Linked DNA regions of Homo sapiens: region 2 is linked to region 1. A link is a contact called in ENCODE Hi-C or POLR2A ChIA-PET data. All regions are on one chromosome and are shown on one strand. Each heading gives the region's core, a stretch centred on a gene start or an enhancer-like site at or near the end of the contact. The rest is flanking DNA. Distances are from core to core; before and after follow the strand shown. Region 1 overlaps LOC107984569 (a long non-coding RNA gene). Region 2 has its middle 16 kb from the start of ELF1.

Region 1 (4,615 bases), core at 2,006-4,505:
CCTAAGGTCAGGAATTCGAGACCAGCCTGGCCAACATAGTGAAACCCTGTCTCTACTAAAAATACACACACACACACACACACAAAAATCAGCTGGGCATGGTGGCGCGTGCCTGTAATCCCAGCTACACAGGAGGCCGAGGCAGAATCACTTGAACCCAGGAGGCAGAGGTTGCAGTGAGCCAAGATCAAACCTTCAGCCTGCACTTCAGCCTGGGCAACAAGAGCAAAACTCCGTTGAAAGAAAGGAGAAAGAAAGAGAGAAAGAGAGAGAGAGAGAGAAAGAAAGAGAGAGAGAGAGAGAGAGGAAAGAAAGAAAGAAGAAAGAGAGAGAGAGAAAGAAAGAAAGAAGGGACAGAGGGAGGGAGGGAGGGAAGGAGGGAAGGAAGGAAGGAAGAAGACTGGAAGACTCAGCAAGTCTACTATTCCATCTTCCCCTGCCTGCTTTATTCTAGCCACTTTGGCAGCCGCTTAGATGGTGCCCACCCAGATTGAGGGTGGGTCTGCCTCTCCCAGCCCACTGACTCCAATGTTAATCTCCTTTGGCAACACCCTCACAGACACACCCAGGATCAATACTTTGCATCCTTCAATCCAATGAAGTTGACACTCAATATTAAACATCACACTCTGGAAATGCTCAGCTCCAGCTCCTGAGGTCAACACTCTCTCCTAAACTTCAGTTCATTCAACGAACATTGATGGAGAACCTGCCAGGTAACAGGCCCCGAGCTGGGCAATGGACACAGGGAAATGAATAAAATGTGATGTCAGCCATCAAAGCTCACATATGATTTTATGTCCAACTACCTACTGACTTTTTCACTTGAACCTATAGTAATAATAACAACAATAATAAACCTTTTAAAAAAATCTGCTGCCATTTGTTGAGAAACCTGCCAACCTGCCTCATGCTGGCTGCTCAGTGTAAAGCACTCTCTGGCCCCCAGAGCTCACATGCACGGCCTTCTGCTGTGCTTTCAATGTTTGTGTCTTCTCCAAAACTCTCATGTTGGAACTTCAACCCCAATGTTATGATATTCAAAGGTAGGGCTTTTCGGAGGTGATTAAGTCATGAGTATAGAGACCTCATGAATGAGATTAGCAATCTTACAAAAGTGCTGAAGGGAACTAGCTAGGGTTTTTTTGTTGTTTGTTTGTTTGTTTGTTTGTTTGTTTTTAACCCTTTCACCTTCCACCATGTGAGGACACAGTATTTTTTCCCTCCAGAGGACGCAGTAACAAGGCACCATCTTAGAAGCAGTGACCGAGCCCTCACCAGACACTGAGCCCACTGGCACCTTTATTGGACTTCCAAGGCTCCAAAACTGTGAAAATTACCCAGTCTTAGGTATTTTGTCACAGCAGCATAAACAGACTAAGACGCTTTCCTCACTCATAGGCCAGGTAAGGCTTGGGTGTAATATCTCAGTACACAGTCTCATCCTAGCTAACAGCCAGACTATGACAAGTGGGCAGGAACCAGGCCACACGTCGATAATGATGTGTTATGGTTTTAAGATTATGGTGCTTCTCATCTGACTTTTCTATTTATGATAAGAAATGTAAGACGTTGATAGATGATAATTCAAATTTAAAGTAAAAATGTCTTACTATTGCCCTTTTAAACTTCCAGAACAGTTAAGGGCATTTAGAGATTGCAAACTGAGTTTTTTTTTTTTCTTTTAAAAACTACTTTTTGCAACTAGTTCTCAGAGTGAATCAGAATATTCTCAATAGTATATAATTAGAAATATATATAAATATATACATATATATAAAATGGAAGTTGGGTTTGTCACACATATGCCCAAAATGTTGTATTAATTAATACTTCTTTATTGATCTTATTGATTCATTCTGTAACCGTCATAAATTTGAACTTACAAACTAAATGTCTGTTAACAAAATGCTGCTTTTATTTTTTTTTCATATGCTGGAGTTTTCCATGAGATTTTGTTGGGGAAAAATATATGTAATGCTGAAGAAGTTTGAACACCGTGGAGCAAACCTAAGGATTTAGCTGCACAGGCAAGGGCCTTCCAGCACTGGCCCCGCCTGCCTCTTCAGCCTCAACTCCCCTCTCAGAACCCCTTACACCCTGAGGAGCAAAATCACCAGCTCTCCCTCCATCTGAGCCTTTGTTTAAACATGTTGCATCCTCCTCTGGAATGCACTCCCCCTCCTCACCTCCCATGCACCCCCTTGAACGTCACCCCTAGGAAGCCATCCTGACCTCTCCAGGGATAGGGTCTGTGTTCCCACGTAAATGCTCCTCCAGCACTTCCCACCATTGATGTAAATTTTGCTTGCATGTCTGAGTTCCTAGATGGGAAGGGCAGTCGCTTATTGATATTTATTTACACAGCGGCTATTCATTACCTGGCTCATAATATGTGCTTAATAAATGTGAATTGAATGAACAAATGAATAATTTAAATAACAACCAGGATTTAGTCCTTAATGGATTTGAGCTTCTATATTTCTAAAATGCTCATGGCTGACACTGAATGCATACTAAGTATCAGGAACTGCCCTATTTCTACGAATTTCTTCTTTAATCCTCAAAAACAGTTCTATGAGGTAGGTAGTACAATTATCATGCTAATTTTTCAGATGAGGAAAATGAAGTACAATGAGGTGATATGACTTGAGCAAGTTCCCCAGCTAGTAAAAGGCACAGAGACACTTGACTCTAAGGAGTCCACCATTGTCCTCTACGGGATGCACCGTACTGCTTACACAGAGAAGCCTACATGCAATAGGCCTTCCTTTCCTCTTTCCATTCTATTTACTTGCTTCTTCTTTTTTTTTTTTTTTTTTTTTTTTTTTAGATGGAGTCTCACTCTGTTGCCCAGGCTGGACTGCAGTGGTGTGATCTTGGCTCACTACAGCCTCCGCCTCCCGGATTCAAGCGATTCTCCTGCCTCAGCCTCCTGGGTAGCTGGGACTACAGGCACGCGCCACCATGCCCAGCTAATTTTTGTATTTTTAGTAGAGACCGGTTTTCACCATGTTGGCCAGGATGGTTTCGATCTCCTGATGGGTTTGAAAGTTATGCATGTTAGAATTATGCCTAAGATAAGCATTAACAAGATTCTGAGATGGCATTCTTTGAGTAAAGCATAAACTTTAGAACATGTCTTCTCCTTTAGCAGGACTGGGGCCTTGTTTCTTTTTGCCCTGGTTTTTGTCTACCTAGGTTGGGCTCTGGACACTGAGGGGTCATGGTAGTCCTCAGTCTTCCCTGACTCACCGCTGGGTGGCAGTACACCACACTTCCTTTATTCCTGCTCTTTTATGCGTGCGTGTAGAAGTGGGAGCTCTGCTTTAGGGACCACTCTCCAATTCTCAATCTCCTCTTTTGCTTTTGATGTAAATTATCTCTTACACTTTTAGGTAATAGCAAATATTGTTTGTGTCTGTTTTTATGCACTCGTTTAGAATGACATGGAGCTTTGCCAAAGTCAAACGAAGCACATTTCATTAGACCATTTTCATGGGGAGGTTTTTCTTACACAAAATTATCTACAATTAAAAATGCAGAGAGATTTTCCCCGTGTGGCACAGCTTTTTAAAAGACAGAGTCAAAACCTTTATCGAAAAAGCAATTTATAATGCCAGTAATTTTCTACCTCTGTCCTGCTATTATCAAGGACAGCAGTTTTAAAAGAACTGGCTCTGGTCTCTCTGCTCAGCCTGTCGTGCTCACGTAATGGCTTGTCTGTAACTTCAGCCCATTGCCATGGAAGTCATTATGCCACACGCCCAGAAGGGTGATTTTCTACAGCATCAAAGAGGAAGCAACTGGGTTCAAAATGAAAAACAATCTCTATACATGTGAGAGAAAGAAGCATGATGAGGTGGGAAGGACCCAGAGAACACGATTTTATGTGAAAGAGTGCTATGAATGCAAGTTTTCAAATAGAATATTATCAGAACAAGACAATAATAGTTGAAGTGAATAAAATAATTTTCCTAATGGCCTGTTCCTTCTCTCAAATTTTCTACCATAACACATGGTTAGAAGGTCCCAAATAAATGGCCCTTTACAGCTTCTCTGACATTTCTGGTAGCAAACATTCCAAGTGAATAATTTTATTTCTTTCATAAAATCCTGGAAGGGAATCACAAAGCTGCCTGGCTTTAGATGAGGTCTGGGTCATCTCGTCCATACCTCTGCCTTCAGGAAGGTTCAAACTTACTTTCCTAAGCAGATCAGACTCTACACTGGGAGATACCATGAGCTACTTTTTCTGAGGCCAGGGGCAAAGTTCTCTCAGTGTACTGAGTCAAATATTTTGTTAAGGAAGGAACTTGGGATCTGGAGTCAGGGGATTCCAGTGCAAGCCTGGGCTCCAGGGTTTGCCCACCCTGCAAACGTGGACAAGTCACGTGACATCCTTGTGTTCAGGTTGCCTCATCTTCAAAACCGGAAATAATAACCTACATCACAGGGTTGCTCCAGTGGTCAAGTGAGACAATGGATGTGAAAGGGCTTTGTCAACTGGAAAGTGCTCTTCAAATGTCACTTATTATTATTGTTCTGCTCAGTCCATTCATTTTTCTCTGCATGAGTTGAAGAGTACAGTCCTTTACCATTAATCTGCTCCCAT
Region 2 (4,341 bases), core at 379-2,878, 970 kb after region 1:
AGAGGCAGATGAACAAGCTGCAGTACATCCATACTTAGCAATAAAATGGAGCTAACTATTGATAAATACAACTTAGATGACAATCAAAAGCATTATGCTGAGTGAAAGAAGCCAGTGTCAAAGGGTTACATACTGCAGGGGTCCTCAACCCCAAGGCAGGCGAGCATCACCACCTGAGTTCTGCCTCCTGTCAGAGCAGCCAGAGAATTAGATTCTCATAGGAGAGGAAACCCTATTGTGAACTGTGCATGCAAACTATCTAGGTTACGTGCTCCTTATGAGAATCTAACGCCCAATGATTTGAGGTGGAACAGTTTCATCCTGAAACCATCCCACCAACTTCTGTGGAAAAATTGTGTTCCATGAAACTGGTCACTGGTGCCAAAAAGGTTAGGGACCACTGAATACTATATGATTCCATTTATATAACATTTCTTGAAGAGACAAAACTACATTGATGGAGAACAGATCAGTGGTTGCCAGGGATACAGATTTTGGGGAGGGTGTGACTATTGAGAGAGCATGAGGATTTGGGGAAGTGATGAATTGTTCTATATCCTGATTATGGTGATGGTTACACAAACTTAGACATGTCAAAATTCACAGAGCTGTCCACAAAAAAGTCAACTTTATGATAATTTGAAAAATAAAATGAAATTTTAAAAAACCTCCAAGAGCCCCAAAACTCATTACTTCAGGCCGTAATCACAAGAAAACAAGAGATATAATCAAATTGAGGGACATTCTACAAAATACCTGACTGGTACTCTTCCAAAGGGTCAAGGTCAAAAAAGAGATTTGGGGGGATGAGAGAGATAACCATTAAGTGCAGTGTGGTATATCTTGGACTAGATCCTGGAACAGAAAAAGGACATTAGTGGAAAAGCTGGGAAAATCCTAATAAAGTCTACAGTTAATAGCACTGTACCAATGTTAGTTTCTTAGTTTTCATCACTATACTATGACTGCATAAGACGTTAACATCAGTGGACACTGGATAAAAAATATACACGACTTCTTTGCGCTATTTAAGAAACTCTTTTCTAAACTTAAGATCATTTCAAAATAAGTTTTAAAAAAATGCCAGAATCTTTAAGAAAGAATACAGTCTGTAATAATTCCATAAAGTAAAAATAAATCTCTTTCAAAAACAAACTGATGACATCATGCATATTTTGATTAAAATGGTTTTATCTGTACTAAGATTATATGTTATCTGAAAGGGATAAAACAGATTCCACCATATATTATACGACTTATTAGCCATAATCATTGCCAACATATATGCTTATAATTTTTACAATTCTATCATTTGATTTCCCAATTCAAGAATAATTTATTTTTAAAGGAATGTCTCAAATTCTACCCCTTAATATTCCTATTAAAAAAAAAAAAAAAAAAACCTTCACTGGCCTATCAGCACCCACAGAATAAATTCCAATACAAAACATTTATCCATCTTGACTTCTGTCTACCTTATCATGCCTTACCTCGGCATTCTACGCCCCCAGCATATACTCTACATCTGAACTTGTTAGTTCAGAGCATTGTCATGCTTTTTCACTCTACCTTTTCAGGCCTTCTCCACCTACTGAATCTCCCAAGAGCCTTTCTCTCCTCACTGTGTCATTAAAAGGAAGAATTGGTCACTTCCTCCTTTGTGCTCTCACAGTATTTTGTAAATGATCTAATCACATTGTTTGAATCATGTTTATTCATTCGTACACACACTTATGGTTACTGCTATGCGCAAAGCACTCTTTGCATTTTGAGCACTCAAGGATGAATAGATTTCCTTCAGAACTCTTCCTACTGGAATACTCTTCCTACTCTGCTAGAATACCTGGTAAAGAACATTACATTCCGTATCATTTGTTTACACGCCTCATTGGTCATTTATTTCAGCATGATAGCATGCCTGTCCCACAGTAGTTATTTAATAAATATCTGCTAAATGAAACATTCAGAAATTGAACTAATTATTGGCTCAATGATAAACCTTTTTTTTTTCCCTTTTCCACCCAATTGAACCATTCTCAGGTCATTTAGACCACTGTATAGGTCTAAAGTACACAAAAAGCCAAGGCCACTTTCTCACTTTCCTGACTTAATCTAAATTCTCTGAACAGCTGGGTTAGGATGGGTATGGTAGCCCTGTTTAGGAATCAAGTCTACAGCAGTAAAGCTCTGCATCTGTAAAGAGAGAATAGCTTCTGGATTTGACCCAGGGTCTATACCTCAACACCCCCATATACATTAATAGGTGAAAAATAATACTTTAGAGAGAAAGAGATACAGAGATGAGGAAAAGAACAAAAAGAAAAAAAAAAAAAAAGGAAAACTCCCAAAAGATTAGGGTAAAGTGGCCCTTCCATTCGACTTTTTGTCTTCTGTCCCTTTCAGGCCTTTACTTAACACAACTTCTTGTTAAAAAAAAAACAACAACAACAACAACAACAACAAAAATTGACGACAACAAAAAACCTTTTCTTTTTTTCTTTTTTTTTTTTGAGATGGAGTCTTGCTCTGTCACCCAGGCTGAAGTACAGTGCAGTGGCGCAATCTCGGCTCACTGCAAGCTCCACTTTCCGGGTTCACGCCATTCTCCTGCCTCAGCCTCCCAAGTAGCTGGGACCACAGGTGCCCGCCACCACGCCCGGCTAATTTTTTTTTGTTGTTGTTGTATTTTTAGTAGAGACAGGATTTCACCGTGTTAGCCAGGATGGTTTTGAACTCCTGATCCCGTGATCCACCCGTCTCGGCCTCCCAAAGGGCTGGGATTACAGGCATGAGCCACCACAGCCGGCCAAAAAAAAATTTTTTTCTAATTAGAAGCAGGCAGCTAAGTTTCAGCAAAAAGGAATGTTCAAATAAGATTTTAGACTCTGGCTTTATTTATTCATATTTCTTAATGCCATATAGATGAACAATTAATACTTTCTTTGAACTCATGTTTTACTATCATGACAAATGAAACGTTTTGGCTATAGCTAAACTACTCTGCTTCTCTCCCTCCACACTTGAAGTCAAATCATTGACACAAATGACACTTTAAAACTTAAAAGTGGAGAAATAGGAACACTGTTACACTGTTGGTGGGACTGTAAACTAGTTCAACCATTGTGGAAGACAGTGTGGCAATTCCTCAGGGATCCAGAACTAGAAATACCATTTGACCCAGCCATCCCATTACTGGGTATATACCCAAAGGATTATAAATCATGCTGCTATGAAGACGCATGCATACGTATGCTTATTGCGGCACTATTCACGATAGCAAAGACTTGGAACCAACCCAAATGTCCAACAATGATAGACTGGATTAAGAAAATGTGGCACATATACACCATGGAATACTATGCAGCCATAAAAAATGATGAGTTCATGTCCTTTGTACAGATATGGATGAAACTGGAAACCATCATTCTCAGCAAACTATTGCAAGGACAAGAAACCAAACACCGCATGTTCTCACTCATAGGTGGGAATTGAACAATGAGAACACTTGGACACAGGAAGGGGAACATCACACACTGGGGCCTGTTGTGGGGTGGGGGGAGTGGGGAGGGATAGCATTAGGAGATATACCTAATGTAAATGACGAGTTAATGGGTGCAGCACACCAACATGGCACATGTATACATATGTAACAAACCTGCACGTTGTACACATGTACCCTAGAACTTAAAGTATAATAAAATATATATATATATTAAAAAAAACCTTAAAAGTATTTTAGACTTAGATTCATTTTAGGAAATGTTTCTTGGGCACATACAATGTGCTAAGTGTCATATACAATGTGCTAAGCGTTTTTAATGTTCTCAAGTTTCTATCTCCAAGTCTCTCTCCTGAAGGCGATTAAGCCTTTAGGCCAAGATGGGTCAGCCTAGATCTCAAGAATCACCCAGTCAAGTAACAGAATAATGAGAAATAATATCTGTGATACATACATTTGGTCAAAAATTACAACTTGCCTGTGGCCACATGGTTAGTAAACTTAAAGCCAACATTTAAATCCATTTTCACTCCAGAATCCTATGCCCTTTCTATAACATCCCAAACCTCAAACCTCAAAAATATTTTGAACTTTAGAAATTAGTTTGAGGCTGGGCACGGTGGCTCATGCCTGTAATCCCAGCACTTTGGGAGACCGAGGCGGATGGATCATGAGGTCAGGAGTTTGAGACCAGCCTGGCCAATATGGTGAAACCTCATCTCTACTAAAAAATACAAAAATTAGCCGGGCATGGTGGCGCATGCCTGTAGTCCCAGCTACTAGGGAGGCTGAGGCAGGAGAATTGCTGGAACCTGGGAGGTGGAGGTTGCAGTGAGCCGAGA

Evidence for each region. A loop is a pair of places that touch in the nucleus more often than their neighbours do. ChIA-PET counts read pairs that join two places held with the same protein, here RNA polymerase II (POLR2A).
Region 2: a loop to region 1 is called in a map of tibial artery, with 6 times the contacts of the local background. The contact joins two enhancer-like sites. A Hi-C loop is called at or near these places in 1 of 168 maps with a recorded cell type or tissue (tibial artery). POLR2A ChIA-PET finds 5 or more read pairs at or near these places in 1 of 52 experiments (T-cell).

What each region holds. Positions count from the first base shown.
Region 1 is chr13:40,066,121-40,070,735 of GRCh38, forward strand. LOC107984569 (a long non-coding RNA gene) reads right to left here. Exons shown (of 3, transcript XR_001749970.1): 3 at 4,565-4,615. Among named protein-coding and RNA genes, the nearest start is that of LINC00332, 110 kb to the right of the region's middle. Within about 2 kb of position 3,256, at least 4 of the 41 ENCODE cell types and tissues checked have a DNase peak (open chromatin) inside an H3K27ac peak, as active enhancers do.
Region 2 is chr13:41,033,408-41,037,748 of GRCh38, forward strand. It overlaps a transcript of ELF1 not described here. Among named protein-coding and RNA genes, the nearest start is that of ELF1, 16 kb to the left of the region's middle. Within about 2 kb of position 1,629, at least 2 of the 41 ENCODE cell types and tissues checked have a DNase peak (open chromatin) inside an H3K27ac peak, as active enhancers do.